7 separate regions of the Homo sapiens genome follow, and regions 1, 2, 3, 4, 5 and 6 are each linked to region 7. A link is a loop called in an ENCODE intact Hi-C map of the cell type or tissue named here. Cell type or tissue: GM12878. All regions are shown on one strand. Each heading gives the region's core, and the rest is flanking DNA. Links, peaks and the distances in the headings are about the cores only.

Region 1 (4,504 bases), core at 205-4,204, 320 kb after region 7:
CCCTGTGGCTAGTTCTGGGACCTGACGAAGGCTTTCAGGTGGTAAGCTGTCCCCTGCTGTGGAATGAGTCTCTAGGTGGGACTCCTGAAGCAGGGGGGAGGCTACTGGGCCAATGGTGGGCAATGCCAGCATCTCATGGTCCCAGGGTCAGGGCAGCCTTCCCACGTAAGGGAGCCCCACTGAGGACTGGATTGTAACTATGAAATATTCCTGCATCCTGTCTTCTCTCCTCTCTAACATACCTTAGTCTAATGATCTGTTTGTGTGCAGGGATTTTCCTTTATCTTTACAGCCCCAGGGTCTGGCAGAGTCACTGGCATACAGTAGGTGCTCAGGCATGTTGAATGGGTAAGGCAACAGATGAGCTGACAACAGAGATCCTGCAGGCTGCCTTCCGGGCAATCTGGGAGGGCTGTGGTGACTATCGTGGCCTCTGCTCTTGCAGCATGGGGTCACTGGGGAGAATGTTTGCCTGAGTCAGTGGCGCCTCTGCGTTGCGCCATAGGATTTCTGGCCCAACTCCCCAACTGTGGAGAGGAACCACACTTGGTATTGCTGACAGGAGCCAGACTAGGCTTATTTCTCGGATTCTGTTGTTCCTCAGGCCCACTTGGAGCCACCCAGGGTTCTAGGTCAGTTCTCTGTTGAAAGGGCACGTCTCTGTAATTCTGACTGCCTATAAGTTCAGTTAGATCAAGCTTGTCCAACCCAAGGCACATAGGCCACATGTGGCCCAGGGTGGCTTTGAATGCAGTCTAACATAAATTCGTAAACTTCCTTTTTTTTTTCTTTTTTTGGAGATAGAATCTCCCTCTGTCACCCAAGCTGGAGTGCAGTGACACGATCTTGGCTCACTGCAACCTCCGCCTTTCAGGTTCAAGCAATTCTCTTGCCTCAGCCTCCCAAGTAGCTGGGATTACAGGTGCCTGCCACCACACCTGGCTAATTTTTGTATTTTTAGTAGAGAGGGGGTTTCACCATGTTGGCCAGGCAGTTCTCAAACTCCTGACCTCAAGTGATCTGCCCACCGTGGCCTCCCAAAGTGCTGGAATTACAGGCATGAGCCACTACACTCGGCATGTAAACTTTCTTAAAACATTATGAGATTTTTTTTTGGCGACTTTTTTTCTTTTTTTTTGCTCATCAGCTATTGTTAGTGTTAGTGTATTTTTTTTTTTTTTTTTTTTTTTTTTGAGATGGAGTTTCGCTCTTGTTGCCCAGGCTGGAGTGCAATGGCGTGATCTCCGGCTCACCGCAACCTCCGCCTCCTGGGTTCAAGCAATTCTCCTGCCTCAGCCTCCTGAGCAGCTGGGATTACAGACATGTGCCACCACACCCGGCTAATTTTGTATTTTTAGTAGAGATGGGGTTTCTCCATGTTGGTCAGGGTGGTCTTGAACTCCCAACCTCAGGTGACCCGCCAGCCTCGGCCTCCCAAAGTGCTGGGATTATAGGCTTGAGTCACCGCGCCCAGCCTAGTGTTAGTGTATTTTATGTGTGGTCCAAGATAATTCTTCCTCTTCCAATGTTGCCCAGGGAAGCCAAAAGATTGGACAGCCCTGAATTAGATGGTCATGTCAACAGGGAATGTGCTGGCCCTCAGCTTTCTCTCATCACTGGTTCTCAACTGAGGGCAATTTTGCAATTGCCAGGGGACATTGGGCAATGTCTGGACATTTTTGGATGTCAGGACTGGAGGGAGAGGGTGGCATGCTACTGGCATCTAGTGGGTGGAGGCTAGGAGTGCTGCTAAACATCCTACAATGCACAGGGAAGCCCCCCTCCCCAACACATCTGTTCCCAAATGTCAATTAGTGCCAAGGTTAAAAATCCCTGCTTACAGCCATGAAAATAAATCTCTTTCCTATTCCCAAGCCAGGGACACACTATCCCAACCAAATATAATATGGGACTTTTATGTTTTAAGCCAAAGCACAAAGAGTTCAAGAGTACGGTCTCTGCCACCCTTTCTTGCAGGACCAGTGCAAACATTTAAGTCAGACAAGCGGCCCCAGCAGGGCTTGAGATCCCACATATGGCCACTGGAGGGCAGCAGTGACTTCTCCCAGTTTGTCCTATGAGGCTAAGGCAAGTTTCCAGCCCAACAGCCTGTGGTCTAGGGCAGCCCTGGAGGAGCAGTCAGCTGTTAGGAGCATGTAAATAGGGTCAACAGACGCTAATGGAGCTAGGAGAAAATGGCTTTTCCTCCTCATTTAGTGTGGAAGGAAATATTAAAAAAGGGGACACGTGAGCCCCAGCGCCTCACACAGCGCAGGAGTCGGGAGGCAGCGAGCTCCCTTCCAGCTCCTCTGGGCTAGCCTCCTTCCCCAGGTCACGCTGATCCAGGGCCACGAGCCAGAATGCACACTCTCTGTCCACACTCCCCTCCCAGGAATCCGGGCTATGTGAAGCCCGGGCCCTGCAGCCCATCCCAGTTTCCACTGCATGCAGCCACCACCTGGACCATGCCAGGACCTGAGCCCAATCTGACAGCTGTGGCTGCTGAGCTGTCCTTTCTCGGAACCTAAGTGTTCTCCATTCTCTACCCCACACTGTCCTTTCTCCATCACATGCAGGTAGACCCTCCCTCTCAGCGAGCACAGGGGATGTGGAAGGGGACAGGCAGAGCCTCAGGGAAGCCAGAGGTGAGAGGTCACTCCCCAGCAGCATTTTTGGTCCCTGGCGGCTGGCTCACCATAACTCCAGAACTGCTATGGAGCAAGAAGAGTAAGCAGAGGCCCCTGCCCCTCCCGAGGTAGCCGTGAGCTAATGGAAGTGAACACAGCAGTACGCTGTGCAATACTGATCACCACTGTCCTCTCCTGGAGGGGACTCCTTGAGTCAGGATGAGGAGTGCCTGATCCACCTGCCCCAGGCGCTAGGAAGGCAAGCAAGGCCATGGCTCAAGCTTGCCACAATACATCTCTGGACTAAGGAAAGAGAAATACACTGGAATACAATGAGAAGTCCTAAGGCTGAGCTCTGCTGGCCAAGGAGACTGCGTGGGAAGGCAGCAGGTGGTGACCAGGCTGGAACTGCAGGGAAGTGGAGTGCAGGAGCTTTCAGCCCAGCCCAGGCACCTTCCCTCCCATCCTTGCCTGTTGGGTGTTCTGGGTCTGGAGAACCTAGAGCCAAATGCTCCTGCCTGTTTTGGGGAGCAACCAGGAAGGCGGGTGCTCCTTCCTGTGGCCTTCAGAGAGTGACTTGCTGGTCAATAAAGGATATTAAAATTAGTAAAATAATCAAGAAGTGAGGAGTTTTGAGTATTCATTCCTTTTGTTTTTAATTAAATTTAATTTTAAGTTAATATAACTTAATTTTTAGTAATGGCTCTATTTAAAACTGGTTCACAAAATTCCTGAAAACTTTACAAATGGTTGTAGGAAACCACCTGAGCCAATTCAGGGACACCACTGCACCTCAGATGAGAGGATGAGACCCAGAGAAGCCCCTTGAAATGACATCACATCTGCCGGGTCTGTGTGAACCAAGTGCTCAGGACAAACCCTGCCTCTCAGGATTGCAGTGGGAGCCCTGACTTCCAGTCCTTGGACAGAAAAGTACCAGGAAGGGATGCTTGGAGGATCTTTTCAGCTGGAAGTTGAAGATTGAGGGTGTGGACACCAGGCTGCCTTGCCCTAGAGCTCCAGGCATTCCTGATGTCACTGACCCTTCTTGTCCCCTGGTACCTGTGCCAGCTCCAGCTCTATTCTGGTGTCTCCCTGCCCTTTCCCCAGCTTCAGACACCTGCGTCTCCCACCATTCTGAAACCCTGGGAAGATTTCAGTGTTCCTATCTGCTTCTCAATTTGCTTGTAGGGGTCATCAACTTCTTCCCACCCTGACAGCTGTGTAACCGCCCTCCACCGGCTCGGGCCTGCCCTGGCCTGCTCTGGTATTGGGTTGGGCAGGCAGCCCTCACACAGACAGTGAAGTGCCTTAGCCTCTGCCCAAGGCTGCAAGGGAGGTGTGGAGGTGGCTTTCAGTCCCCTCTCTGTTTCTTCATCTACAAGCACTGAATGAGGAAGGCCGGGGTGCTCTTCTGCCTCATTTGTGTGCAGTGTCTGTGCCCAAAAGAAGGGTCTTTCCAGCTGGTGCCAAAGCTCAACTTTCATGTTTTTTAGAGGAGGGAGTGGAGGCTCTGAAGGAAAAATCACCAAATGATCCAGTCCTATCTCTTGGGAGTTGGCTGGAGTCCAGTTAAGAGATGTTAAAGGGAGCTAACTACGAATGCAATCTTAGCCTGGGAACGATCCCTCTTCCGAGAGGAGACCCTGCTGCAAAACAGTCCCTGGGTTTTCAAGCCTCTCTGCTCCCCATGTTGCCTGTCGTGAAGGCAGGGAGCTCCAAATGTCCCCATTTTCCGCACTTTCGCAGTCCCACTCACCAATCTCTTCATACCGCATCACCGTGCCCAGATTGGCATTCTCATCTAAGGAGGAAAGAAGGAAGGTAGGGCATTAGGGAACAGGCTTCCTGGTACCCAACACACAGTCTGCCTGAGG
Region 2 (4,504 bases), core at 227-4,226, 360 kb after region 7:
ATGCCCCCTCACCTCCCCATACACATTCTTTCTGACCCATTTTCTTTCATGTCTGTGGAGATCAGATGCTGAGTCAAACGGCAGCCCTGGATTTCTTCCTGGGCTGCTGCAGTACCAGCTGCAGAGCCAGGGCTCGCCAGCCCCCCACCAGGCACCTCGGTCCCCTGAGCTGTCCAGGCACGGGGGCCTGAGGGACTGGGCACTTTACTTCCCTCTGGAGGGCAGGCACTGTGTCTCATCCAGCTTGCTGCCTTCCTCAGCTCCTCCCCCACAGCCCTTACCAGGGCTCCTTCTATATTGTTGATACTCAGCAAACATTGATTCATTGGGTAAGTGAACGTAAGCAGAGCTTGCCATAGGGAATATTATTCACTAGGTAAAATGTGTTGGAAATAACCCTTTATCTGATTCCCCTTCTTTCCACTTATAGAAATTGAGGTGTTTTCCTCCGGTCCTGCATTTTGGGACTCTAAGTCAGCATCCTTGGCATGCCTGTGTTCCAGATCTCCATCCCCCATGCCCTCAGCTAGTTGTTACCTAGTAGTCAGACACTACTAATCACTAGACCTGTGCACATTTGATAAATGTTACCTGATCCACATACATTTTAATAAGAGCCCCCAATGTCTCTCCCCAGAAGAATGTCTCTAAAATGGGAATTCCAGTAACCTGTGTCAAAGTGGAGTAGACTCTTCTAAATGGGAACCGTCGGGTCATACCTCAAAAGTGGCAGCCTCAGAGTGGGGTGGGCCTGGCTGGTCAGCCGTTTTATCCCAGAAAGTAGGCTCAGTTTCATCCCCCCGTATTTCAGCCCACATCCTCCAGCATACCCTGAGCCTGACTGATGGATTTTTTCTTTTTCCTTTTTTGAGACAGGGTCTGTCACCCAGGCTGAAGTACAGTGGCTACCTCCTGGCTCAAGTGATCCTGCTGGGCTCAAGCGATCCTCTTGCCTCAGCCTCTCAAGTAGCTGGCATTCAGCCACCATGTTCAGCTAATTTAAAATATTTTTTGTGTGTGTGGAGATGAGGTCTCACCACCATGTTGCCCAGGCTGGTCTGGAACTGCTGGGCTCCAGCTATCCTCCTGCCTGAACCTCCCAAAGTGCTGGGATTATAGGCATGAGCCACCATGCCTGGCCTTGACCCATGGATTTCTATGTACTCTCTTACCCACTCCCTCATCACCTACAATCAAGTCACCTCTTGCCAGTCTTTGGAAGCCGAGAAGACTTTTAGAGTTGACTCTGTTTTCCTCTCATTTTACTGGCCAAGAAGTGAAGGCCCAGAGACTGCCTAAGATAACCCCAAGGGCTGGAAGTGGATTCATGAACCCCCACCCAAGTCTATTAACCCCAGGGCTTTTGACACTAGCAGAGGGAAAGGCTTCTACCCAGATTAATGACAGGGGCTATTCAAAGATTCTTGACCAGTGTCCAAAAGAAAAAAATATTTAAATTAGCATCCACTATGGGCTGGATTCTATGCTGAGCACTAGAGTCACAGGTGGTGCACCCACTGTGAGACACAAATACACAAACAGACAAACACAATACAGTGTTAAAGGAGCTGTAATAGCCAAAACGTCTGAGTGTCTATTATGTTCTGGGCACTGTTCTATAGCCTTCACAAACAGTTATTCTAAGGGCAGAGGTAAGCTCATGGCCCTATGGAAGCTCTGAGTTCCACTGACACAGTGGGAAATTGGGCTTCGACTCCCAGACATCCGGCCTAGGCTAGCGAAGTCTCTGCCTCACCTCCCCAGCAGGCCCTGGGACCCCAGTGACATGGCCTGAGCCCTGGATCCTAAGACCTCCTCTCACTTTTGTGTCACTGGGACTTCTGTGCCCCAGCCTGAAGTCCTCTTGCCTGTCTGCAGGCTACAGTCTGTTAGAGAAAAAGTCCAGGCCAGATGAGGAAATGGGGCTCTGTCTTTGGGATGGGAGGAGAGGGACTGCGGAGGTGATGGCCCACAGGTGGGGAGGAATGACTTGAGTTCTGTGCTCGGAAGTCAGGGCAGCTCTGCAAGATTTTTTCCTGGCCAGTTTTGGATTTCCAAAACCAGAGAGAGATTCATTGTGTTTGCCTTGAGAAAGGAAATCCCCCAAACAGGACGATGGGGGAGGAATTTCTGAGGGCAGAGAGTTTCTAGAACTGAGAAGGGAGGGTTTAGGGAGGCCAGGACAGAATCATTGCACAACCCTGCTCTCCCTGGGAAAAACCCTCAGTCCTTCCTGCCTTGAGCCAGAGGCCACGGGCTCCATCTGCTGAGAGCTTGTAGAGACACACATCAAACAAGTCCCAAACTGCTGACCTCTACTTCTACCTTTGCTGAACTCCCTAAAATCCGATACAGGAGCAGAGGTTTGGGGCCTGGGAGCCTGGGGCAGGAAAGAGCCAAGGGCAAAGAAGTACAAGCCAGCTATGGATTTTTAACATCATTATTTTGTTGTTATTATTTATTGAATCATCACATCAGCTCTATTGGAGGTGGTATCATTAAGCACAATTTATAGATGAGAAGTTAAGGACTTGCTTATAAGGGCAGAAATGGGAATCATATAGGGACTCAGAGCCCCTGCATTCTCCTCATTGCAATGCTACTGTCTTGTGGGGACACAGGCGTGTGCATGCCCCATACCCCCACATACACACTACCTACCACTGTGCTGCAGCAGAAGCTATGCTGAAGTAGAAGTCAAGATTGCTGAGCCCAGTCCTGACTCCACTGGAAACTGGCTGGGGGCTCAGTTGACTCACCCCAAAAAATCTGCTCCGGTTACTTCCATTCTGCCAACATCGAGCACCTACTGTGTACCCGTGCTGAGTGCCAGGAATACAAGAATTTAGAAAATGAAAGTCCTGCCCTGGAGGCATTTACACACCAGTCAGACTTATAAACACCAGAGAATGACTTATAAAAAGATCACTTCAGCACAGTGCCTACATTTCCAAGCAGTTGTAAAGTTTAAGTGAGATGATATATGCCACTGTTTAGAAAACCCAAGAACTGCCCCAATGTTCTCGAGGTTGAGCCAGCTCTCTCAGAGGCAGCAGGAGAGTCACAAGCAGGCTGGGACACTCTTGGTCATCCTTCCCTTCTCAGCAGCGCCTCTGGCCAAGGCCAGGCCTGCCTTCAGCTTCCACTTGCCATGGTGACAGTGCCATCCTTGGTTTCTTCCCTCCTTCCTTTCTTCCTTCTTTCCTTCTTCTCCTCTGCCTCTCTCTCTCTCTTCCCCTCTCTCTTTCTCTCTTCCTTTATTTTTTGGTTTCCACTATTCTATGTGTCCTCAGCAGGGAAACCGGCAGGATATTCCTCCTCCATCTGACAAGAGTCAGAAATTGGGGAACTTCCATAGCTGTGGGGTTGAGAGTGGGATGCAACTTAAGATGACCCTGGGAGGGAGTTTTCCATGATCTGCCGTGTCTTTGAGCATCTGCAGTTCCCATCCTCTCATTCCCGTTTTTCTGGACTTATCTCATTATGGTAGGAAAGTCATTTATTCACCACTATTAACAGCCTCTCCCCTTCTCTGCCCATGGCGGGGAATTCTGGGATAGCTGCTGTCTCTCTGGCTGAACTAGGGTAAAGGGAAAGGAGCGAACTGAGTGAAACCAGACAAGGTGAATTGATTTCCTCTAAAAATTAACTCTGAGTTCCTGATGAAGGAGAAATAAATAGATCCTGAGGATGAGATGAGAGGAGAAACAAGATGAGAATCTTCTGGGCTTAGAGAGAATTGTTAGGAATGAGGAGAGAGGTGATAGTATTTCAGAGGTAGTATATGTGAAATATACAGAGAAAGATAAAGTTTTTGAAGTGCTGCTCTAGTTTGAGTTGAACATCCTTTTGGTATTCTTTGAGAGATTTTGGCAGAGATTAAAATTTCTGGCCAGGCACGGTGGCTCACGCCTGTAATCCCAGCACTTTGGGAGGCCAAGGTGGGCAGATCGCCCTGAGGTCAGGAGTTCAAGACCAGCCTGGCCAACGTGGTGAAACCCCTGTCTCTACTAAAAATACAAAAAATGAGCCAGGTGTGGTGGCGGGTGCCTGTAATGCCAGCTACTCGGGAGGCTGAGGCAGGAGAATCGCTTAAACCCAGGAGGCAGAGGTTGTAGTGAGCCAAGATCAACTGCACTCCAGCCTGGGCGACAGAGCGAGACTCCATCTCAAGAATAAATAAAATTTCTTTGTGAATTACTTTTTGGATACCTGACAGTTGTTTCTCTGAGTACATCATGATGTTAGGACTGGGTCACGAGACAGCTATGTTTTACCTGGGTTACACCAACATTCACAGAAGTTGATCTAAAGTCATCTGTCCTAACCTCTTCATTTTACAGATAAAGAAACTAGGAGCCAAGCAGGTCACAGTTCTTTGTTTCTTTCCTTACCAAACAGTGGAACTGCCTCTGTCCTGCTGTTGCCAAAAGGGAAGTAGGGGAGATTGGTGAACAGAAGAGAAGAAAGAGAGAGAAGTCATCCCTTTTTATTTCTTTCACTG
Region 3 (4,504 bases), core at 219-4,218, 580 kb after region 7:
GTTACGTATTTTAGGCTTTGGTATAAATATTGTCAATCATGAACTCTTAAATCGACATGTTGGTAGCACAACATCTAATTATAACCCTAGTGAGTAAGTATACTCTTTATTTAGAATCTCTGTTCTCCCTATTGTGTATTACAGAGGTCTTTCTTGTTTATCGTGAGTTTCTGCTCTAATTTATAAATATCTCTGTAAATCTAACTGAACTGTACTTTCACAGTCATGGTAATTTGTATTGGCCTGGGCATGGTAGTCAGTTTCAGGCAGGACAGACCAAGATCGTGCTAGTAGCCAGTTAAGTACAAAGCAGATGTGGTCGTTAGTGTAGGGAAAAGAACGCAGGTTTTGTAATTCCATTGGTTTGAGTTCCGTTTCGAGTTCCGCAGCTTCTCAAGTGGGTGTCCTTGGGATCTCCCCAGTAGATTATAACCTTTCCAAAGTCACTAACTACTTCCTCATTTTTGTATTCAGGTTTCTGTCATACAGTAGGTAGTTAAATGCTTCCATGTTTGAATGAACTTACCACCTCCAAGCTTCAATTTTCACATCTATAGAATAGGAATTATATATAGCTACCTTATAGGACATATCAAGGGCCCTAGACCAGTGTCTTGCACTTGAAGCATGCTCAGAAAATGTAAATTCTAGCAAACGTTGAAAGAGCCAGAGGGATAGGTTGTGACGATGTTAAGTGTGATAATGAGAACCTCAGTTTCTACATAACTACTTTTTGTGTTACCTGAATCCACATTGTTATATCCTGCTGTTTTCATGGTTATTAGTGCTAGGAATATATTGACTTGGATCCACACACAATTCAGTTGTTATTTTTTAAGTTAATGTTTTTTATATATGGATTTATTTTTGCTTTTTTAGGCTGATTCAGTGTGAAAATGAGGTAGGGAAATTGTTGTTTATCACAGAAATCCCAGAATTAATACTGGAAGACCCCAGTGAAGCCAAAGAGAACCTCATTCTGCAAGAAACATCTGTGATAGAGTCGCTGGCTGCAGATGGGAGCCCAGGGCTAAAATCAGTGCTATCTACAAGCCGAAATTTAAGCAACAACTGTGACACAGGAGAGAAGCCAGTGGTTACCTTCAAAGAAAACATTAAGACACGAGAAGTGAACAGAGACCAAGGAAGAAGTTTTCCTCCCAAAGAGGTGAGAAGGGACTATAGCAAAGGAATAACTGTAACTAAGAATGATGGAAAGAAGGACAACAACAAGAGGAAAACTGAAACCAAGAAATGCACCTTAGAAAAGTTACAGGAAACAGGAAAGCAGAATGTGGCAGTGCAGGTAAGCTGTATTTGAACTATAAAGCAGGTAGAGGAAGGCTCACACAAAAGGCAAGATTTTTCATTTTGTTCTAAAGCCATGAGAATTGGCCGTCCTGGAAGTTTAAATGCATTATTTAATTGCATAGTAAGGTTATATAAAGAGCTGTGATAGATGGTTACTTTTTCAATTCTTGGGAATTGTGAGTGAAAAAAAAATCTCAGCCTGATTTGACACTTTCGTCAGTCTTCACCAATTTAAGCAGTTTGAAAGGATTAGTTGCAGAGTTGTCAGTTTCACACAGGATTATATTTTATTTAGAAGATATAACTACCATTTGTCAATGCTATAGTGGAGATTTGGGGTCTTCTGTAGATCCAGTAGAACCAAGAGTATATTAAGGCTTATGCAGTTTTTTTTTTTAGATTCACTATAATATATATATATGTGTGTGTGTGTGTGTGTGTGTGTGTGTGTGTGTGTGTGTGTATTTTTTTTCTTGGAAAAATATGAGACTTTTTTATTGACAATTATACTTGTCCCGGCTATTGGTATTAATATCACTTTAATCTTATCCTGGATCCTGGGAATTTATAAAGGAAGAACCCAGGTTTCTTGCTGGGAAAAGATAAGCACTGCTCAGTTATTTGTGACTTTCTTTTTATTAATATATTTTCCCAAATAGAAAAGATGGTTTCATGTAAACAGAAAAGGGCCTTTATTCTGTGATGGTTTTATTAATACTATTAATGTTTGAATAAATACTTAAGCAGCCATGTGAGTTGTTAACACATTTTAGCAAATGTATGTGTTTGCATGAGAAACTTTACATTGTTGAAGGCTGCTTACAAATAAATAGTACCTTTGAAGTATTTCTCTAATTTTTTTGAGAAAGAGAAATAAGAAAATAATAGTTCCATTTTAACATTATAGCAAGGAGAGAAACAGAAAGACAAGGTAGAAATTAAGACATAGGGGAGAGAGAGAGATGCTAGGGAAAGGCAAGAAAAAAAAAAATGAACTAGAAAGCCAAAGGATCCGAGTTTTAGAGATAATGAGTCCAGCATTTTCTGTTTACCTTTCCTCCATTCTCTGTAACTGCTCACAATAAGGTCCAGACTGAAAATACAATCTCCTTTTTTGGTTTCTCATCCATCTCAAATCACCTATAAATGATTAAAGAAAGAAAGAGTAAACATATCACCACACTCTGTACCTCGTCCTGGGTTTTCTATAAATGCTACTCATGTTCCCTCATTTTGCTCAACTTTGAGCAGTGCATATGACATCTACTCTCTGGCTCCATCTATAGGATCTCAGGGCCTGTTCCTTACTGCTGAAAGTATCCTTATTTATTCTGAAGGGTGGTAAAGTTGCAGGGTGGAAGGTGGATGCCTGACTGCACATATGGCTACCCAGATGAAATCAAACTGAGGGCCAAAATAACTCACCTATGGGTTAATAGTCATTATTAGTTCATAATTCATGTATGTCGTTTAATGAATTAGAGTATAGAGAACCCTGGGCCCCAGAACAAGCAACTTAAAGTCATAGACAAGTTTTTTTCAACTTGTTAGCATCAGGCATCTCATTTGTAAAACAAATGGGCTCTAAGGTCCTTTACATTTTTGGATTTTTGTGATCATGGGAAAGCAAAATAATTAGTAAAACTAAGATAGTAAAATTATCTTTTATTGGCTATTAAATAATTTGCTTTGATTTTCCATTTTTAACTTAGGTGAATTTAAATATCTTCAGCATGTACTTTTTGATCTAATGAGGTTTTAAATACTTTCTTAGGAGTAGGGTCTTCTTTCTAGCACATTTGAGTTTCAATTTATTATAGATAGTTTTGCTTCTATTGGTTACAGGTAAAATCCCAGACAGAACTAAGAAAGACTCCAGTGTCTGAAGCCAGAAAAACACCTGTAACTCAAACCCCAACTCAAGCAAGTAACTCCCAGTTCATCCCCATTCATCACCCTGGAGCCTTCCCTCCTCTTCCCAGCAGGCCAGGTAAATATGTTTTGTAATTTCTTCTACTTAATCTTTTCTGTGCAAGAATTTCTATTCAGTCACTGAGAAATGTGTTTTCTGTTGGAGTAATGTTACTAAGCCATAAAAAGTTCTATTTTCCCTAATACTTATAAAATTATTTTTGAACTGTTTGTGTGTAGTGTACATACAAGTGCATGTTTGTTATTATGAAGGAAATCCTATCACTAAATACAGAAGCTACTCACAGAACACTGATTACTTCAGTGGATAGAGGAAAAATATCAAGTCTATTTTTAGTTCTTCAAATCAAGTTAAAGATTGACAACATGACTAATCTCTTTTGTGATGTGTTAGAAGACTCCCTCTACCTACCTGTTAAAAAAAAAATGACTTTTTTTGCAATTTTTTGCTGTTTCCTTAAAACTAAAGCTGTGTTCTTCTGTTTTGAAGGGTTTCCGCCCCCAACATATGTTATCCCCCCGCCTGTGGCATTTTCTATGGGCTCAGGTTACACCTTCCCAGCTGGTGTTTCTGTCCCAGGAACCTTTCTTCAGCCTACAGCTCACTCTCCAGCAGGAAACCAGGTGCAAGCTGGGAAACAGTCCCACATTCCTTACAGCCAGCAACGGCCCTCTGGACCAGGGCCAATGAACCAGGGACCTCAACAATCACAGCCACCTTCCCAGCAACCCCTTACATCTTTACCAGCTCAGCCAACAGCACAGTCTACAAGCCAGCTGCAGGTTCAAGCTCTAACTCAGCAACAACAATCCCCTACAAAAGCTGTGCCGGCTTTGGGGAAAAGCCCGCCTCACCACTCTGGATTCCAGCAGGTAAGTTACAGTTGTGTGTACTATCCAGCTGAATGAAATAAGGGGAAATGCTGAAAGATTCAATGTTAGAAATGCTCATTAAACTTTGACATACTTCTTGCTTAGATTTATAGTGATTATGGGAAAACAAAAGTATTGTCTCTACTGTTTATGAAAGTTCAAATGTTTTCCTTACTCTTGTAAAGGATAAAATACTAGATCTTAAGTACCATTCTTGGCTGCTACTAAGTGTCCATTTTATTGAAAATGGATTTTCTGCAAATAATTCTCCTATAGGAACATAAACTACTAGGGAAATAGAATCACAGTCTTGATGAGGTGCTAAGACAGATGTGACACCAATCTTAAATGTTGTCGTTGGAAGCACAGCACTTGAAGCAGAAAGGGG
Region 4 (4,504 bases), core at 294-4,293, 310 kb after region 7:
GCTCATTTGAAATGCAAATACTCTTGAGAGCAGCTAATACATGTAATCATTAAACTTAATGATTTTGCTGCTTGCTCAAAAGTTAATACCTTCCCAAATAAATACCAGGATCCACCTATTTCAACCAACCAGAACCATCTCCCCAAAGGTCTTGTTCCCCCCACCGAATCTTTTATATCCTCTTCCCTCCTTAAAAAGCTCTTCTCTTTCCACCTACTTAACCCAGTCCTGCTCACAATTCAAAGCCCAGCTCAAGGGCCACCCCCTCCCACAGAAAGCAAAGTGCACGGTCAGGTACTTTGTCTACTTTGTTTTCTCACATGGCTGGGTGCTCAATAAATATTTTAAAATAAGTGAATAACGGCCAACATTTATGGAATGTTTACTAGGTTCAGGAACTCTTCTAAACTTTTCACATGTTATAGTTAATATAGTATAAAGAAATATTATAATGAAAAGTAAGATACTTTTAGACTGCAAGTGCCTCAAGGATAAATACATGCTACGTTTATCCTGGGCACTTAATAAGCATTTGTTGAAAGATTGATTGAAGAAAGGAATGCTTGAATCAGAATTATTTTTTTCTTTTTTTTTTGAGATGGTGTTTCACTCTTGTCACCCAGGTTGGAGTGCAGTGGCGCTCTCTCGGCTCCCTGCAACCTGCACCTCCCGGGTTCAAGCAATTCTCCTGCCTCAGCCTCCTGAGTAGCTGGGATTACAGGAGCCTGCCACCACGCCTAGGTAATTTTTGTATTTGTAGTAGAGATGGGGTTTCACCATGTTGGCCAGGCTGGTTTTGAACTCCTGACCTTAGGTGATCCACCTGCCTCAGCTTCCCAAAATGCTGGGATTGCAAGCATGAGCCACCACACCTGGCCTTGAATCAGAATTAATTTGCCTGCTGGGCACAGTGATGGACAAAGCAGCTGGCAGCATCGGATCCCTACACAACGGGTTTTGTTTTGGGGAGAGGAGTGAGTGCAAATGCCTTCTGCTTCACAAATCTGCCCATGGTTGACCCTGTAGCCTCTGGCCTTGGCTTCCCACAGTCCCTGATCCATGCCTGGATGCCTGCATTGATGCTGGTGTCAGGATGCAGCAAAGCAAAGGAGCAGGTCTCCTGGGAGAGACTAGTTCTCCAATAAAGAACTCGGGAATGCAGTGGGGTGGCAGGAGCTGGGTTCTGATCTCCGAGGCTGGTCCAGAAGTCTGGATCTTGATTTCCCATACAGCCACTCTGTTCTATTACACTTGAGAGAAACTCGATGACTATGTATGGAATTTTTTCTCCATGGAATGTAAGGGGAAGGGTGTGTCACTGGTCAGAGAGGGTCAGAATTTGCTGTGGGCTAATGGATCTTTGTGCCTAATGGGAAATGCCACAAGGGATGTGTTTGGGGTGGGGATGGGGTCATCCCATTAGTCATATAATTAGATTTCTGGATGGAGAGCTTTGGTTCAAGAATCCAAAGTGAAAGAAAGAGCAAAACTGACTCAGTAGAGAGTGTGTGTTGGTGCTGGAGGAGGCCTTGTCAGTCCTGCTGTCCAACAGACGGTCTCAGCCGGTTCCAGCCTGGCTGGAGGCCGGGCTGCTCCACAGCCCCTTCAGGCTTTCTCCCCAGACCCATTTGAACCAGTGGCATCCCTCCTGCCTTGTTTCTGAAGATATTTGGAGAAGATATGAGAGGCTGGAGTGCGGGGCCGGGGCCTAGGACATTTCCTAGAAAAAGCTTTGATCTCCCTCCTGCCCTTCTGTCCCCAGTCATGGGCAGTGTTAAATCAAGTTTAGCCTAAAGCTGCCTCCCTGCATATTTTAAGTTCGGCCTAAAGATTTCTCTGTGTACATGGTGAACTATAACAAGTGGAGGTGTAAACAGGCTTTAGCTTACATTTGTGCCAATTACCAAGTTTTGGCCAATCAATGTAGCCAGCTGTTCGAACTGTGTTCAAATAAGACTGTTTCTGTACTTCACTTCCATTTTCTGTACATCACCTTCCTTTTTCTGTCCATAAAACTTCTACCACATGGCTGCGCTGGAGTCTGAGAGCCTACTCTGGCATGGGATGCCGCCTGATTCGTGAATTGTTCATTGCTCAATTAAACTCTTTTAAATGTAATTCAGCTGAAGTTATTCTTTTAACAGCAGATTTCAGGGTTTTGGCCTCATGGTCTCCAAGCAAAGTCTGTGGTCAACAAGTATCACTCGGGGCACCCGATAATAAAGAGAAATGTGCTCTGAGAAAGGGATGAATGAATGGGCAAACGAATGAAACCTGAAACAGAAGCAGGTCTCACATATCTCGCTTCCAGGAGTCTCATGGTTAGGAACTGAAATTCCTAAAATGGGCGTTTCCAGGCAAACCCCAGATGGTAGAACTTGCTAGTACAATAAGCAGGGCTCATTCTGTATCCACTCCTGAAAGATGTTCCTTTTCCAGACCTTGAGATCCAACCTTCCCCAAATAAGAGCAGTGGACTAATTCACTGAGGTGCTAAGTAATTTTGTGCTGCCTACACCCTCCTCTGCCAGCTCTATTTTTCTTTCTTTCTCTTTCTTTCTTTCTTTTTCTCTCTTTTTTCCCTCCCTTCCTTCCTTCCTCTTTCTTTCTTTCTTCCTCTCTCTCTTTCTCTCTTTCTTTCCTTTCTTTTCCCTCCCTCCCTCCCTCCCTTCCTTCCTTCCTTCCTTCCTTCCTTCCTTCCTTCCTTCCTTCCTTCCTTCCTTCCCTTCCTCCCTCCCTCCCTTCTTTCTTGCTTTTTTGCTTTTTGGAGTCTTGTCACTCAGGCTAGAGTGCAGTGGCACAATCTTGGCTCACTGCAACCTCTATCTCCTGGGTTCATGCAATTCCCCTGCCTCAGCCACCGGAGTAGCTGGGATTACAGGCATGCACCACCACGCCTGGGTGATTTTTGTACTTTTAGTAGAGATGGGGTTTTACCATGTTGGCCAGGCTTGTCTCAAACTCCTGACCTCAAGTGATCCACCCACTTCAGACTCCCAAAGCACTGGGATTACAGGTGTGAGCCACTGCGCCTGGCTGGCCAGCTCTATTTCTAGCAGACAGCCAGATCTTTTACAGGAGGAATTTGCAGGACAAAACCAGAATGCTCTGAAGTCAATAACTTTATTTATTTATTTGTTATTTATTTATTTATTTAGACAGAATCTTGCTCTGTCACCCAGGCTGGAGTGCAATGGCACGATCTCTGCTCACTGCAATCTCTGCCTCCCGGGTTCAAGCGATTCTCCTGTCTTAGCCTCCCAAGTAGCTGGGATTACAGGTGCCCGCCACCATGCCCGGCTAATTTTTTGTATTTTTAGTAGAGATGGGGTTTCACCATGTTGCCCAGGGTGGTCTCGAACTCTTGACCTCAGGTGATCCACCTGCCTCAGCCTCCCAAAGTGCTGGGATTACAGGCGTGAGTCACCACGCCTGGCCTGAAGTCAATGCCTTTAAACTCATTGAAGAAATTTTGAACCTAGTGCAGTGGCTCAGGTTTGTAATCCTAGCACTTTGGGAGGCGGAGGTGGGAGGATCATTTGGGCTCAGGAGTTCGAGACCAGCCTGGGCAACATAGTGAGACCTTGTCTCTAAAAAAAAAAAAAAGAAAAAAAAGACATTTCATTAGATGTCCTGAAGCGGGGAGAGAAAATAGGGAAGATGACTTGGGGATAGAAAGAACAAAGAACAGGTTCTGCTGCCCTCCCACCAACTTTCCCTACAATAGGAAGATGCTAGAGGTCTGTGGAGCCCACTCCTCCTCTCTCCTGGGCAGCACACTAGGGGCAAAACCTCAGAGGAGAACGGGCCTGGTGATCACAATGGGGCCCAGCACGAGGCCTCCAGACTCAGCCAGGAGTTCCTGCCCCAGGTGGGTGTGGAGCAGGGCACCTTTGACTTCAAGGGACCACAAAGGCTTGGACAGGGAAGATGTCTGTGGTGACCATGGTGAACTGAGATTGAAGTCCTGTCCTCATGTTCGGGGTGTGCAAGAGCCTTTCAGGTCTGCTAATTAATAATGGCTGAGACTAAAATTACCCTGTGGGATAGGGATTTGGAGTGGAATGTTAATTTGATTTAAATACATTAACATGATATTTCCGGCACACCTCTGTCATAGACTGAGATTCACACTCATTATGTGAGGAAACAGCTTCTTGAAATTTTTCCCTGTCTCAGACTCAATGATTCTAAGGACCTCGCAGATCAGCTGTGGGTTGAGGCAGGGGACTGAGCAGTTGGCTGGCAGGGTGGGGAAGCAGGTCTGCTCCAGGCTCTAGAAAGCCCTCTGAAGCAAGCTTGGGAGTCTGCTTCACCCAAATCCTTCTGCTGCCTCTGCAGGGGACTGGATTTCTCACCACCCTGGGCAAACTAGATGTGGGGTCCCTGCTGGCCTGGGACGTGGTACTCTCTGAGCATAGCTAGGATGGGTGTCCTGGGACTCCAGGATGGCTAACCCAGGACTGAGGGAGATCCCAGGATATGAGCATTTCCGTATTTTATT
Region 5 (4,000 bases), core at 1-4,000, 160 kb after region 7:
TGTGAGAGGTGAGACATAGGTGCCTTTGGTGAAAGTAATCTTTGCTTTTTCTGTTATAAAAAATGAATTTTTATAAGTACATTTAATAATTGACTGTTCAGAAATTACTGGAGCGCCTAATGTAGGCAAGGCATCCTTCAGGGGCAGTGCTGGAGAATTGTAATAAAGCTAATGAAAGAAAGGAGTGGAGCACAGTGGCCCCAGCTGTGCCAGAATCACCTGAGCAACCTTTTAAAAGCACAAATTGCCGGGTCCTTTCTGAGGCACTTAGAATCAGACCCTTCAGGGTTGCAGCCTGGGAACTTCTGTTTTCAAAGCTGCTACTTAGTGTCCATACAGTCCCAGGCTGGAGAGCACTGGTAGCAGTTAAGTTAGGAAAAGAGGTTCTGAATAGCACTCATGAAAATTACTTGAACCTTAGGGGCTTAATAACCCTTAACATTCCATCTTAGTAACCCTTACCATTCAGTTTTCTGATACAAGTTACAAATTACATCAGTGCTATACTAAAAAAAAAAAAAAGTTGTGCTTAAAGTCTGTTTTTCTTGCCTGAGAAATGTCCTGTGTTCATTTTCAGGTGTGACTGCCATGCCTTGGGCTCCACCAATGGGCAGTGTGACATCCGCACCGGCCAGTGTGAGTGCCAGCCCGGCATCACTGGTCAGCACTGTGAGCGCTGTGAGGTCAACCACTTTGGGTTTGGACCTGAAGGCTGCAAACGTAAGGGGTGTTGGTGGCATACAACTCTAAGCTTCCACTAATTCCAGTTAGTGTCTTAAGGCCAGAAAGGACTTTGACAGCCTCAGTCTAGCCACTTGACTCATAGTCAGGGCTGTACCTAAGTCATCGTAGATGCTTTATTTGAAGAATATTATCCATTTCTAAAACTCTGCAGATCAAAGCCTTCTCTGGTTTCTTTGTATGTTTTCTTTTACAACGTTTCTGATGCTTCCTTTTTCCAATCTTTTATTTTTTCCAAGGAAGTCTTCCTTTGATTACTGAGCTTTCCCACTGTGGTTCATGAAACTTCTTTATTGATTGCATTCTTAGTGCAGATAATGAAATAGTGGAGGATTCTGTTCACAACATGTTTGTTGACTTGCTGTAGTTGCTTCCCACCCTTGGGGCCCTTTTGGTATGATTACGTGTAAACATCTGCTTCTCCTTGGCATAAACACTTGCCTGGAATTGGGCCTCAGAACAGATTGGCTTTTGCTTTCTGAATTCCTTCATTTCTCCTGTGGAATGTAGCATAAGTAATTGACTCAGTTCAGAGAACACAGTGAATAAACAAACTATAAGATAATGCAAAAGAAGCATTAGCATTTGGGTTTTCTAGTTCCTTAGAGAAATATTAAACAGTGGAGAATTGAAGGTAGAGATGAATCCTTGAAGTGCATGAAACGAGCACTGATAGTTTCATAACTTCTCTAATTGCTAAGTAACCTGAAGTGTGTCCCAAAGGTTGCACGTTTTACTTTAAAGCTCATTTTGACTTTTAAAAATGTCAGTTTTCTCTGCTAAACAGACTTAGCCATTTAAGATCTCATAAATAGTCCTGTTTTTCAAAAAAATTATGACAGTATAGTCAGCTTATAGTCAGCTTATTGTTATCAGTCTGAATTAAGAGATATACTCTTCCTTCTTTTGCTAATTATGTATTATTTTCTCCTTATTCTGCAGCCTGTGACTGTCATCCTGAGGGATCTCTTTCACTTCAGTGCAAAGATGATGGTCGCTGTGAATGCAGAGAAGGCTTTGTGGGAAATCGCTGTGACCAGTGTGAAGAAAACTATTTCTACAATCGGTCTTGGCCTGGCTGCCAGGAATGTCCAGCTTGTTACCGGCTGGTAAAGGATAAGGTAAGCTGTCAATAGTGCATTCATTCATTCATCCAGCAGACGTTGAGTGGCAACTTACTGTGCACTAATCTCTATAGAAAAAGTGGTGAACAAGGTAGATGTGGTCCCTGTTCTTAAAGACTTATGTTCCAGTTGGGAGGCAAATAATAAAAAATAAATAAATAAACAAAACAAACACTGAGATAAGTGCCAGGAAGAATACAAATGGAGAATAACTGGGGGAAACTACTTTATGTAAGGCCTCTCTACAGAATTCATCTAAGGTGAGATCTGATGGATACAAAGGAATGAGCCGAGTGAAAAGTAATGGTAGGTTTGTTCCAGGCAGAAGGAACCTGGTATACAGAGGCCTGAAAGCTGGAGAGTGGCTGGAGCCTGCTGAGTGCAGAGGGTGTGTTCTGTTTTTTAAGACGGGAGAGGTTGGTACGGACAGGTTATATGGGAACATGATGACCATAGTAAGAAGTTTAGATTTTATCCCAAATCCAATAAGAATGCATTGAAGAAACTCTTAAAATCTGGGAAATCCAGATTATATTTTAAGAGGAGCACTCTTGACTGATGTGTGAAGAATGATGGTTAGGAATGGGGCTTAATGGGAAGCCTCAATTGGATTGGATAAATATGCGTGTTTGGGGACAGGATAGGAAAAGAGAAGAATAAGGATGTGTCTTGGGTTTTTTGCTTAAGGTAGCTGGAGGCCTTATTTACTGAGATGGAGATTCCTCAGAGAGAATAGAGGTAAGAGGTATAATTTTGGATGTTAAGTTTGAGATACCTATCAGAGAGCTGAGTGGAGGTATCACGAAGGTAATCTGACACTCAAGGGAGAGGTCAGAGCTTAAGACTCATCAGCATACAGTCTTTAAAGTCAAAGGAACAGCTCTGAAGGTTTTTTTTGAAGCTGGAAAAATAAACTAGCCACGTCTTCTCTTCAGAAGTAGACATGCATGGAGTGGATAGAACTACATATTCATGCAGCACACCAACATGGCACATGTATACATATGTAACAAACCTGCATGTTGTGCACATGTATCCTAAAACTTAAAGTATAATAATAATTAAAAAAAAAAAAAAAGAACTACATATTCATGGAGTGCCCATGATTCCTGCAGGAAGTGTGATTGAGTTCTTCAGGAATACTTGTGTGTCCTACCTTTCCCTTTTCTTTCTTCTTTATGTTTAGGTTGCTGATCATAGAGTGAAGCTCCAGGAATTAGAGAGTCTCATAGCAAACCTTGGAACTGGGGATGAGATGGTGACAGATCAAGCCTTCGAGGATAGACTAAAGGAAGCAGAGAGGGAAGTTATGGACCTCCTTCGTGAGGCCCAGGATGTCAAAGGTACGCATGATTGAACAGTGCATGACTTCTGTGAGATGGACCAATCTTTAGATGTGGCTCCTAAAGCAAGGTTAGTATAGTTTTATAAAATTCTTTCTCAGTTTTTAAACTACTCATAGATTATAAATCATTTCATTTTTTAAACACTAATTCAAAAAGCAACCTGACAAATTTACTGCTTTAAGCTACAGTAAGCATAGGGTGATTTTCCAACAAATAAAAAACTATTCGATATTCAAATTTCAAGCATTTTATGAATCTGTTCTATTACAAGGTGTCTTAAAATATTAAAATAGTTTTAAAAATCATTAAAGGCATGCGTCTTCATAAGCTTTTTTTTTTTTTTTTTTTTTTTGAGCCACAATCACTCTGTTGCCCAGGCTGGAGTGCAGTGGCGCGATCTTGGCTCACTGCAACCTCCACCTCCTGGGTTCAAGTGATTCTCCTGCCTCAGCCTCCCAAGTACCTGGGACTACAGGCACATGCCCACCATGCCCGGGGTAATTTTTTTGTATTTTGAGTAGAGATGGCGGTTCACCGTGTTAGCCAGGATGGTCTCGATCTCCTGACCTCGTGATTTGCCCACCTCAGCCTCCCAAAGTGCTGGGATTACAGGCTTGAGCCACTGCGCCCAGCCAAAAAATTTTTACATTATCAAATAATTGAGTAACCTTCCAAGCAGGACCACCATATATAGTTAGGCAAGAGTTTGTAGAATGTCACCTCTGCACATACATTTGGTAGCCAAGTTCCAAGTTGGTTTTTTCCAAACCTGTATTCATCTTCATTGGT
Region 6 (4,000 bases), core at 1-4,000, 270 kb after region 7:
TTATTCCTTGAGCAGCTTTTCCTTTTGAGATTATACTCCATGCTAGCCTGTCTGAGTCATCATGTATTCTATTAATTCCTTTTTTTTTTTTTTTTGAATTTCACATGTTGGGTCCTCCTAATCTCAACTGGAATTATTTAACAAGAGTTCCTTAAGCTTTTCTGCACTCACTCACCTAAAAAGGAAGCGTGGCTAGCATGCACCATTTCCATGTCACTGATGCAGTAAATAAAGTCGGAAGCAGAAAGGTGTAACAATGTATTGACTCTTACTGTATGCCAGATAGATTATAATATATGAATTATCTAATTTAATTTTCACAACGGACATAAGAGATAAATACCACCGTTACTTCTTGTCTATAGTTGATGAAACACAGTCATGGAGAGGCTAAGTGACTTGCCCAATTTACACAGCTAGTGAGGGTGGATTCAGAATTTAAGCCCTGGGTTTTCTGACCCCAGAGCCTGTGTGCTCAGTCACAGTGGGAGACTGCCATACCTCTCTACATGGCATGATATATGAACACCACCTGTCTTTGTTAGGGAGTTAAGAAAAATAAAATCCCAAGAGAGATCTGACTTGAGATCTTTAGACTGTACCACTTGCAACTTCTAACCTGTTCTCTCGATTGCAGGTACTGGGTACATTGACAATGTGACCCTGATTTCAGCCCGCCCTGTCTCTGGAGCCCCAGCACCCTGGGTTGAACAGTGTATATGTCCTGTTGGGTACAAGGGGCAATTCTGCCAGGATTGTGCTTCTGGCTACAAGAGAGATTCAGCGAGACTGGGGCCTTTTGGCACCTGTATTCCTTGTAACTGTCAAGGGGGAGGGGCCTGTGATCCAGACACAGGTGAGTGAAATGACACCTGGACCAGGTGGCTGGGGTGTCATGTGGAAGAGAGAGAGCTGTGTAAGAAAGACCATGGCTGAACTCACATCAGAGGTGGGAAAGGATTAAGGAGAGCAGAGCTGGAGTCAGGGAAGATGGACATGGTGCCTTATTACACTCAATCCTCTTCACTGTGGAAATGCCACAAAGTTGTGAGAAAGGTGCCAGGTTACAGGAAATGGTCGTCATGGTTCAGTGCTGGGTAGAAGAGTTGGTGTCGAGTTCCAAGAATTGTGTGGGGAGATCAAAGACAAGTCCGGGTCTAAATGAATGTGCCGACAAATGGTGTCAGGCCACAGAGAACATGGGGAACAGTGTTAAGTTATGGATAGTAAAAGAAGTGAGTGTCTACTTTGCATAGGGGAGTGAGGGTGAGATTCAGGGTCTTGGCCATGTTTAGATTTGGTTCTATGGGAGGGGTGAATGCCAGTGCTCAGGCACTTTGGGGAAGGCTTCAGAAAGGAAGGCTTTGACATTCTACACTCTGACCCATGTTGAAGGAAATGTATTGTCTGACCCTGCTCACTTCTCTGCCCCTCCACTCTTCTCCTACCCCCAGGAGATTGTTATTCAGGGGATGAGAATCCTGACATTGAGTGTGCTGACTGCCCAATTGGTTTCTACAACGATCCGCACGACCCCCGCAGCTGCAAGCCATGTCCCTGTCATAACGGGTTCAGCTGCTCAGTGATGCCGGAGACGGAGGAGGTGGTGTGCAATAACTGCCCTCCCGGGGTCACCGGTAAGGCCATGGGTCTGCTCTGCCACCTGCCTCTTCCTGTCCTGATGCCATGAATGTGTGCAAATAGCTTCCATTCCGAGGAATTCCTAGGAAATTATAATGACTTCGGGTTCACCCAAATGTGCTCACTCTAAAGATAATATCTTAAAGATAAGATATTGCAATGCCCAAGAGGTGAAGTGGATTAAGCAAGAGCAGAGTGCAATTATGGGAGAAAACACCTAAAGCTGTTTTGAGAGGTTTGTCATTAGAAGATGACATTTTCAGACCAAGCACATGGTTTGTTTCTTAATGAACTAAGATAACGAGGGAAAACTTAGTGACTTCTTAAATGTCACATCCTTCTGCTGGTCAATCTGAAAGAAGAATGGATTCTTCAGCAGCAGTTTTGGGGGTATTGCTCAAAACCTTACTACTTCTGTGGAGCTGCCTGCTTTTTCCCAGCCAGCTAGTTAAGCCTCCTAGTGGCGCTACTGTGTTCTGCAACCTGCAGTGGGCATGGAGAGAGAGGGCCAGCCCTGCCTTGCATGCCTGCTCCTGAGGGCTTTGTTCTGGGGTCCCTAGGGAAGCACATTTCTCTGGCTCTTCTAGAGGGTGACTCGCAACTTTAGGCCTCTGCGTCTGGTCTTCCTCCTGATGGATGTCGACCTAGGCTTGGTCATTTGTTCCTTCCCAGGTGCCCGCTGTGAGCTCTGTGCTGATGGCTACTTTGGGGACCCCTTTGGTGAACATGGCCCAGTGAGGCCTTGTCAGCCCTGTCAATGCAACAACAATGTGGACCCCAGTGCCTCTGGGAATTGTGACCGGCTGACAGGCAGGTGTTTGAAGTGTATCCACAACACAGCCGGCATCTACTGCGACCAGTGCAAAGCAGGCTACTTCGGGGACCCATTGGCTCCCAACCCAGCAGACAAGTGTCGAGGTAGGACTCCACCCCAGGCAGGCTGTGTCTGTGCGTGCCTGTGTACGTATGCACTTGCTTGCCATCTAAGCAGGGACAATGGCAGTTCATATCATGATGTTACTTTGATTCTCTGACCAAACTGGCCTGTGAGCACCCTGGGCCTTTCTTCCTCTGTCAAAGGCCTTAAGACAGGTTTACCCTGTAGCCAGGCTCTGGAAGACAGAGCTGGGTTAAAGCTGGGTGGGAGAAGTGAAAAAGGTCAGGTTTACATTCCTACGCGGAAAAGGATGTAACACGGGGCCACATCCTATGCCCAATCCCAAGGCAGGGAGGCAGGGAAGTGGCTGCCAAACCTGTTGTAGGAGAGTAATAAATGACTTGAGAGTAAGCCTAAGCAAACTCAAGTGGGAAGGGGAGTGGGCTGTAAAATAGTTTAAGAGACTCTCTCAGGAAGTCAGCGTAATTGATGTGTAGAAAGGTAACAGTCAACAGTTCTCCTAACAAGACAGCTTCAAAGCAGCAGCTATAGTGGAGCATTCCTGAGGCCTGCTGCAGATCAAAGCATGAATGTGCAGACTGGTCCTCTTGCCCAGCGTTTCTTTCAAATCTTTGCACATGTTATATTTTAGAGGCAAGTTCAGTTCTAGAGGAGCTGGCCTGCCCCACAGACTCACCCCTCAGTCCCAGGCTGACCTTGGTGCCCAGAACTCAGGAGTTTGTTTACCCTAACTTTGTTTATAAAGTCCAGAATGGGGCCGGGAATGGTGGCTCACACCTGCAGTCCCAGCACTTTGGGAAGCTGAGGTGGGTGGATCACCTGAGGTTGTGAGTTCAAGACCAGCCTGGCCAACATGGTGAAACCCCATCTCTACTAAAAATACAAATATTAGCTGGACGTGGTGGTGGGTGCCTGTAATCCCAGCTACTCAGGAGGCCGAGGCACAAGAATCTCTTGAACCCAGGAGGCAGAGGTTGCAGTGAGCCGAGATCATGTCACTGCACTCCAGCCGGGCAACAGCGCAAGACTCCATCTCAAAAAAAAAAAAAAAAAAAGTCCAGAGCCACTCTGGACACCCAGGTTGGAAGACTCTTGGTTCCTCATGAAGACCCAGAGGTTTGCATGGAGCTCACAGCCTCCCACTCACACCAGAGTCTCCACCTTGAAGTGCTTGAGGACCTCTGCAACCTGAGGCTTCTACTTAGTGGTACAAATCCCTTCAGGAATTCTAGGCCAGACCAGCCCAGACCCCAAACTCTGGGTTAGCTGTGATATGCTAGAAAGCACCTTATGAGAGGAAAAGCCCATATGACACCAACAGGACTGAGTTCAAGTCCAGTTTTGTAACATACCTATTATATTATGCTAATTATGCCAATTAATCCCTCTAAGCCTCAGTTTCCTTATATGTGTGATTAATATTTAACTCGAAGTGGTGGATACAAGAAAGCACACTATAAA
Region 7 (4,504 bases), core at 272-4,271:
TATCTTTGTGCATAAGCTTTTGCTTATATTTCAGATATTCCTCTAGGGGAAGGTGGGATTACTGAGTCAAGATGTAGAAACATTTTAACGCTCTCAGTATTGCCAAGCCGTTTCCCAAAAAGAATGTAATTAATTTCTACTTCTGTTAGCAGATAAAATTCCCAGGTGGGCTGAGTTATGAAAGAGAAGGAAACTATAGGCACCTAAAGCAGGGACAGAATGCGGGGATGGAGTAAGGTAAATATTCTAAGCAGAGAGAGTAGTTAGTGGCTTTATCCAGGGGTAGAAGAACTTGGTCTAGGTAGCTGAATATAGCAGGAGTAGAGGACAATTTGGGACAAAAACTCAGGCTGTAGAGATATGCATAAGCCATGTTACAAAGAGTCACCTAAACTGGCTTTAGGTAAAAAGTTAGGACCAAAATTAAAACAAACTGAAGAATCTCGTTGGCAACACGCTTGAGATTCTGCAGAGGAGAGAGAATAGCTCATTTATTTTACAGATATGTATTGAGCACCTATTCTGTGCTGGCATGGTATTTGGTGCTGGTGCTGAAGACAGACAATAAACATGATTTTTTACGTAAAATTGTCAAGAAAATAAAAACACATATCTACCCCAAAACTTGTACATTCACATCCATAGCAGAATTATTTATAATAGCTATAAAGTGGAAAGAACTTAAATGTCAATCAACTGATAAACAGATAAATAAAATGTGGTATAGCCATACAGTAGAATACTATTTGGCTATTTAAAAAGGAATAAAGTACTGCTGATACATACTACAACATGGATGAACCTTGAAAACATGCTAAATGACAGAAAATGAGGTCACAGAAACCCATATAACATATGATCCCATTTATATAAAATGTCCAGAATAGGCAAATCAATAGAGACAGAAAGTACATTAGTGGTTGCCTAGGGCTGGGGGTTGGGGGTTGCCAGGGAAGAGGGGCAGAGTTTGAAAAGGAATGGGAGCTGACTGCTAATGGGCCCAGGATTTCTTTCTGGGGTGATGAGAATGTACTATAATTGATTGTGATGATGACTGCCCAACTCTGAGAACTGAAACCATTGAATTGTATGCTTAAATGGGTGAACCGTATGGTATGTGAATTATATCTCAATTTTTAGAAATAAAATTTATGGCACATTATGTGACAGTTAGGTGCTATGGAGAATGATAAAAATATGGAGATGGATAGGGCAGAGCAGGGATGAGGACATTTTGGAGAGTAGGCCCGGGATATAATTTTTGTACAGAGCAGAGAGGGAAGGTCTCACCCGTAAGATGATGTTTGAGTAAAGATCTGAAGGAGGTCAAAAGGAAAATCTTGGACTTTGACAGCTGCAAAATAAGGAAAGTTTTTTCCATCACCAAGTCATTCCCAGGGTACAGTTCAGTTATAAAGAACATAGATAAATTAGTAGTAACACAGTTTTAGGAAGTCTTTAATACTAACACATTATTTTCATATTTCCCTATGTAAGAATAAATAAGGCTCACATCAGTCAGAAAACACTAAATAAGTACACTGGGGATTTAGGTATTTTGGAAGTTTTGTATGGTGGAGATTTGGTTTGTATTATTTTGGAGGTGCACACCAGGATGCTGTGAAATGTAATTGTATTTCTTTTTCCTTTTGTTTTCCTCAATTGAAAAAATAAGTATTAATGAACACTTCATTCGGCCATTTATTCACAAATAATTTTTCTCTCTTAGAACACTAATTTTTTTCCTCCTCAACTCTTTGACATTAACTTTGTAAACCACAAAAAAACTAAACAAACAAACAAACAAACACTTTGGAAACAAATACTCAATGGCAGTAAGAAACACAACAGTTCTTTGAAGCCTGTACCTCCTTATTTTGACCAGAGGAGAGCACTAGAGAGCTTTCGGGCTATTGAAGGGCCCCCCCGCAATCCCAAAGGGCTGGGTGGAGCCTGAAGCATTCAGCCAGGCATAGCTTTAAGTCCTGACTCAGAAGACAACAGCACAGCACTTTGCTAAAGGGCAAGCTCGGACACATTTCCGTAACATATAACACTTCTTTCACCTCAGACGTGATGTTCTGCTAAATCTTCAACATTTCATAATGTGTACTAACCCCTTGATACTTGTTTTGTGTTCTGCTTTTGTTTTCAGCTCTTTGGGAGGTAAACAATGATTTTAATTTCATTTTACATAAACCACACAAAAAAGAAAGAATCACCATACATGTTTAAGGGCACATGAACTCCACTAAGGAGAGGCAGTACTGGGTATGGACAAGACACAACCTAAAACTTCCGACTAAAGCTACCCTGGTGAAAAGCCAATGGCCCAAACTTGTCTTAACTATCAGAAGTCTTAGGTTTCAATTTTGATAGGAAAAGACACTAAGAATAACATCAGCTAATTAGCCTACAATTTGAACAGTGTATAAATATCTAATAATGGAGCAGACACTTAAAATGTATAATAACTGGGGTATCAACGGCAGAAGACAACAGACACTCTCAACCACTGTTGATGGAAATAGAAATAGTTAAAATCTTATTGGAAGGCATCTTGTTAAAAAAAAAAAACTTTCAAAATTTTAAGTGTGCATAATTTCAACCCAGCAATTCCATCTCTAGATATAAGTTCCCCCGAAATGCTGCACATGCACACAAAAATTTTATTTATAGTAGTTTTAATAATAATGATAATAGCATTTAGCACTTACTGTGGTAGGTGCAGTTCAAGAACTTTACATACGTTGACTAATTTATCTCTAAAAACAGCCTGGCGATCCCCATTTTATTGATGAGGAAGCTGAGGCAGGGACAGGTTAAGTAACAGCTGTGAAGAGGTGGAGCCAGGATTCGAATGCATGGATCCCAACGCCCCTGCTCTTAACCACTATGCTATGCAATACGAGGATATTTATTGTAGCATTGTTTATAGTGGTGTAAAACTGGAAACAGCCCATGTCTAGCACTAGTGGAATCGTTAAATAACCAATGATGTATTCATATTGTCAAAATGAAGTCAATCTAGGTGCCCTGACTCAGAAAAGGCCCCAAAGGTATACTGTAGAGAAGGGGAGGGAGAGAAGCAATTCTCAGAATAATACGTATCATATGATTCCATTTGTGTTTCTTTTCAATTACACGTTTGTATTTGGACATATATTCAAGCATAGAAAAAGGATGGAAGAACATACAGACACCAAACTGTACCAGTTGTAGTCTTTGAGGAGAGTGGTATTGGGAAGGGGGTGGTTGTAAAAGAGGAATTTCAATTTCATATTTTACCCTATGTAATTCTGTATTACTTGAAAGTTTTAAAATAAAATATATTTACATACTACTTCTGCATCTTTTAAAAAACTGGAACACTCTTTCAAAGACTAAAAAAGGACACACTTGGGCTGGGTACGGTGGCTCACACCTGTAGTCCCAGCACTTTGGGAGGCCGAGGTGGGTGAGCCAAGAGTTTGAGACCAGCCTGGGCAACATGGTGAAACTCCATCTCTACAAATACAAAAGAAATTAGCCAGGTGTGGCAGCGAGTGCCTGTAGTCCCAGCTGCTCGGAAGGCTGAAGCCGGAGGATAGTTTGAGCCCTGGAGGTCAAGGCAGCAGTGAGCCATGACTGCACCACTGCACTCCAGCCTGGGCAACAGAGTGAGACTCTGTCTCAAAATAAAATAAAATAAAATAAAGACATAGTGTAAACATCGAAGGGAATCTTAGCAAACAGTTCAGTCAACTCCTTCATAGTACTAGTGAAGAAACCGCAGTGTTAGGAAGTAAAATGGAGCCTGTATTGTTACGCCTATAACGGCTGCTCTAAGCTAGAGGCTGCCTGCCTGACTCCTGCCCCAGAGCTCTTTTTGTGTTACTACTTTGCCTTCACCTGGGGAAACCTCTAAAAGTGAGTTATGCACTATCTTAATGTGATTTGACAGTTACATTTTATTTCATAGATTCATAGTTATGTGGCCTTTTAAAACGTTTTGGAGGAACATATGTCACTCATTCATTCAACAAATATTTATTAAATAAAATAATTAGATATTACTAATTAGGTGCTAATTGTTATATGCCAGGTTCTGTTCTGGGCCCTGGAAATATAACATTGCTCAAGATATACATAGTTGTCGCCCTCAAGAATTATGGGAAAATGTTCACCACCTAACCACATAGGAAAAAACACACTATGAAGCTGTACGTCCTAAATGAAAATGCACAAAAATGTTAACAGTTATCTCTGGAGTTTTAGGAGATTTTTATGTGGTTCTTTATGTATTTCTATGTTTTCTTTCTTTAGGAAGTTTTCAATTGGCATGTATTTCCTTCATAATGAGAAAAATATATTTTAAAGAATCAAACAGTAGCTCTTTGTGTAAGTTTTGAAACCTGTGGAACTATATGAAAAGAGAAAAGGGTCATTATACCAGGAGAAAGCAAATGTTTCCCTGAAAAGGAAAGGCTTAGACAAGCTCTTCTGTTCTTGTTGCTGAACCATA

What was found. Peaks named below come from ENCODE experiments on the same cell type or tissue, not always from the same donor. Only the 100,000 strongest peaks of a DNase experiment are listed, where the experiment ranks them.
Region 1: a loop joins it to region 7, with 9 times the contacts of the local background. A loop is called at or near these places in 24 of 110 quality-filtered maps.
Region 2: it touches region 7 in a loop (10-fold over the local background); 38 of 110 quality-filtered maps call a loop at or near these places.
Region 3: it touches region 7 in a loop (2.9-fold over the local background); 9 of 110 quality-filtered maps call a loop at or near these places.
Region 4: a loop joins it to region 7, with 5 times the contacts of the local background. A loop is called at or near these places in 24 of 110 quality-filtered maps.
Region 5: it touches region 7 in a loop (2.9-fold over the local background); 29 of 110 quality-filtered maps call a loop at or near these places.
Region 6: it touches region 7 in a loop (6-fold over the local background); 85 of 110 quality-filtered maps call a loop at or near these places.

What each region holds. Positions count from the first base shown.
Region 1 is chr1:183,279,609-183,284,112 of GRCh38, forward strand. NMNAT2 (nicotinamide nucleotide adenylyltransferase 2) reads right to left here. Exons shown (of 11, transcript NM_015039.4): 7 at 4,387-4,431. Among named protein-coding and RNA genes, the nearest start is that of LAMC2, 96 kb to the left of the region's middle. RefSeq lists enhancers at 1-652, 2,225-2,284 and a silencer at 1,965-2,014. In GM12878, for the core only: a CTCF peak has its summit at 2,037 (motif pointing right); a DNase peak (open chromatin) is centred at 2,043.
Region 2 is chr1:183,316,431-183,320,934 of GRCh38, forward strand. The region is part of intron 1 of NMNAT2 (nicotinamide nucleotide adenylyltransferase 2); the gene reads right to left. Among named protein-coding and RNA genes, the nearest start is that of NMNAT2, 100 kb to the right of the region's middle. In GM12878, for the core only: a CTCF peak has its summit at 2,256 (motif pointing left); a DNase peak (open chromatin) is centred at 2,201.
Region 3 is chr1:183,541,197-183,545,700 of GRCh38, forward strand. It overlaps SMG7 (SMG7 nonsense mediated mRNA decay factor), which reads left to right. Exons shown (of 23, transcript NM_001375584.1): 14 at 880-1,306; 15 at 3,157-3,301; 16 at 3,734-4,116. Among named protein-coding and RNA genes, the nearest start is that of NCF2, 47 kb to the right of the region's middle. RefSeq lists a silencer at 2,666-2,715. In GM12878, for the core only: a CTCF peak has its summit at 2,596; a DNase peak (open chromatin) is centred at 2,575.
Region 4 is chr1:183,271,175-183,275,678 of GRCh38, forward strand. The region is part of intron 8 of NMNAT2 (nicotinamide nucleotide adenylyltransferase 2); the gene reads right to left. Among named protein-coding and RNA genes, the nearest start is that of LAMC2, 87 kb to the left of the region's middle. In GM12878, for the core only: no CTCF peak of the experiment used is centred there; no DNase peak of the experiment used is centred there.
Region 5 is chr1:183,125,543-183,129,542 of GRCh38, forward strand. LAMC1 (laminin subunit gamma 1) reads left to right here. Exons shown (of 28, transcript NM_002293.4): 15 at 1-8; 16 at 578-720; 17 at 1,684-1,862; 18 at 3,052-3,208. Among named protein-coding and RNA genes, the nearest start is that of LAMC1-AS1, 14 kb to the right of the region's middle. In GM12878, for the core only: no CTCF peak of the experiment used is centred there; no DNase peak of the experiment used is centred there.
Region 6 is chr1:183,226,061-183,230,060 of GRCh38, forward strand. It overlaps LAMC2 (laminin subunit gamma 2), which reads left to right. Exons shown (of 23, transcript NM_005562.3): 9 at 638-856; 10 at 1,455-1,637; 11 at 2,314-2,559. Among named protein-coding and RNA genes, the nearest start is that of LAMC2, 42 kb to the left of the region's middle. RefSeq lists a silencer at 2,461-2,666. In GM12878, for the core only: a CTCF peak has its summit at 2,100; no DNase peak of the experiment used is centred there.
Region 7 is chr1:182,960,783-182,965,286 of GRCh38, forward strand. No RefSeq gene overlaps it. Among named protein-coding and RNA genes, the nearest start is that of SHCBP1L, 9.9 kb to the left of the region's middle. RefSeq lists an enhancer at 1,792-2,086. In GM12878, for the core only: a CTCF peak has its summit at 1,891; a DNase peak (open chromatin) is centred at 2,009; H3K4me3 peaks cover 422 bases; H3K27ac peaks cover 413 bases.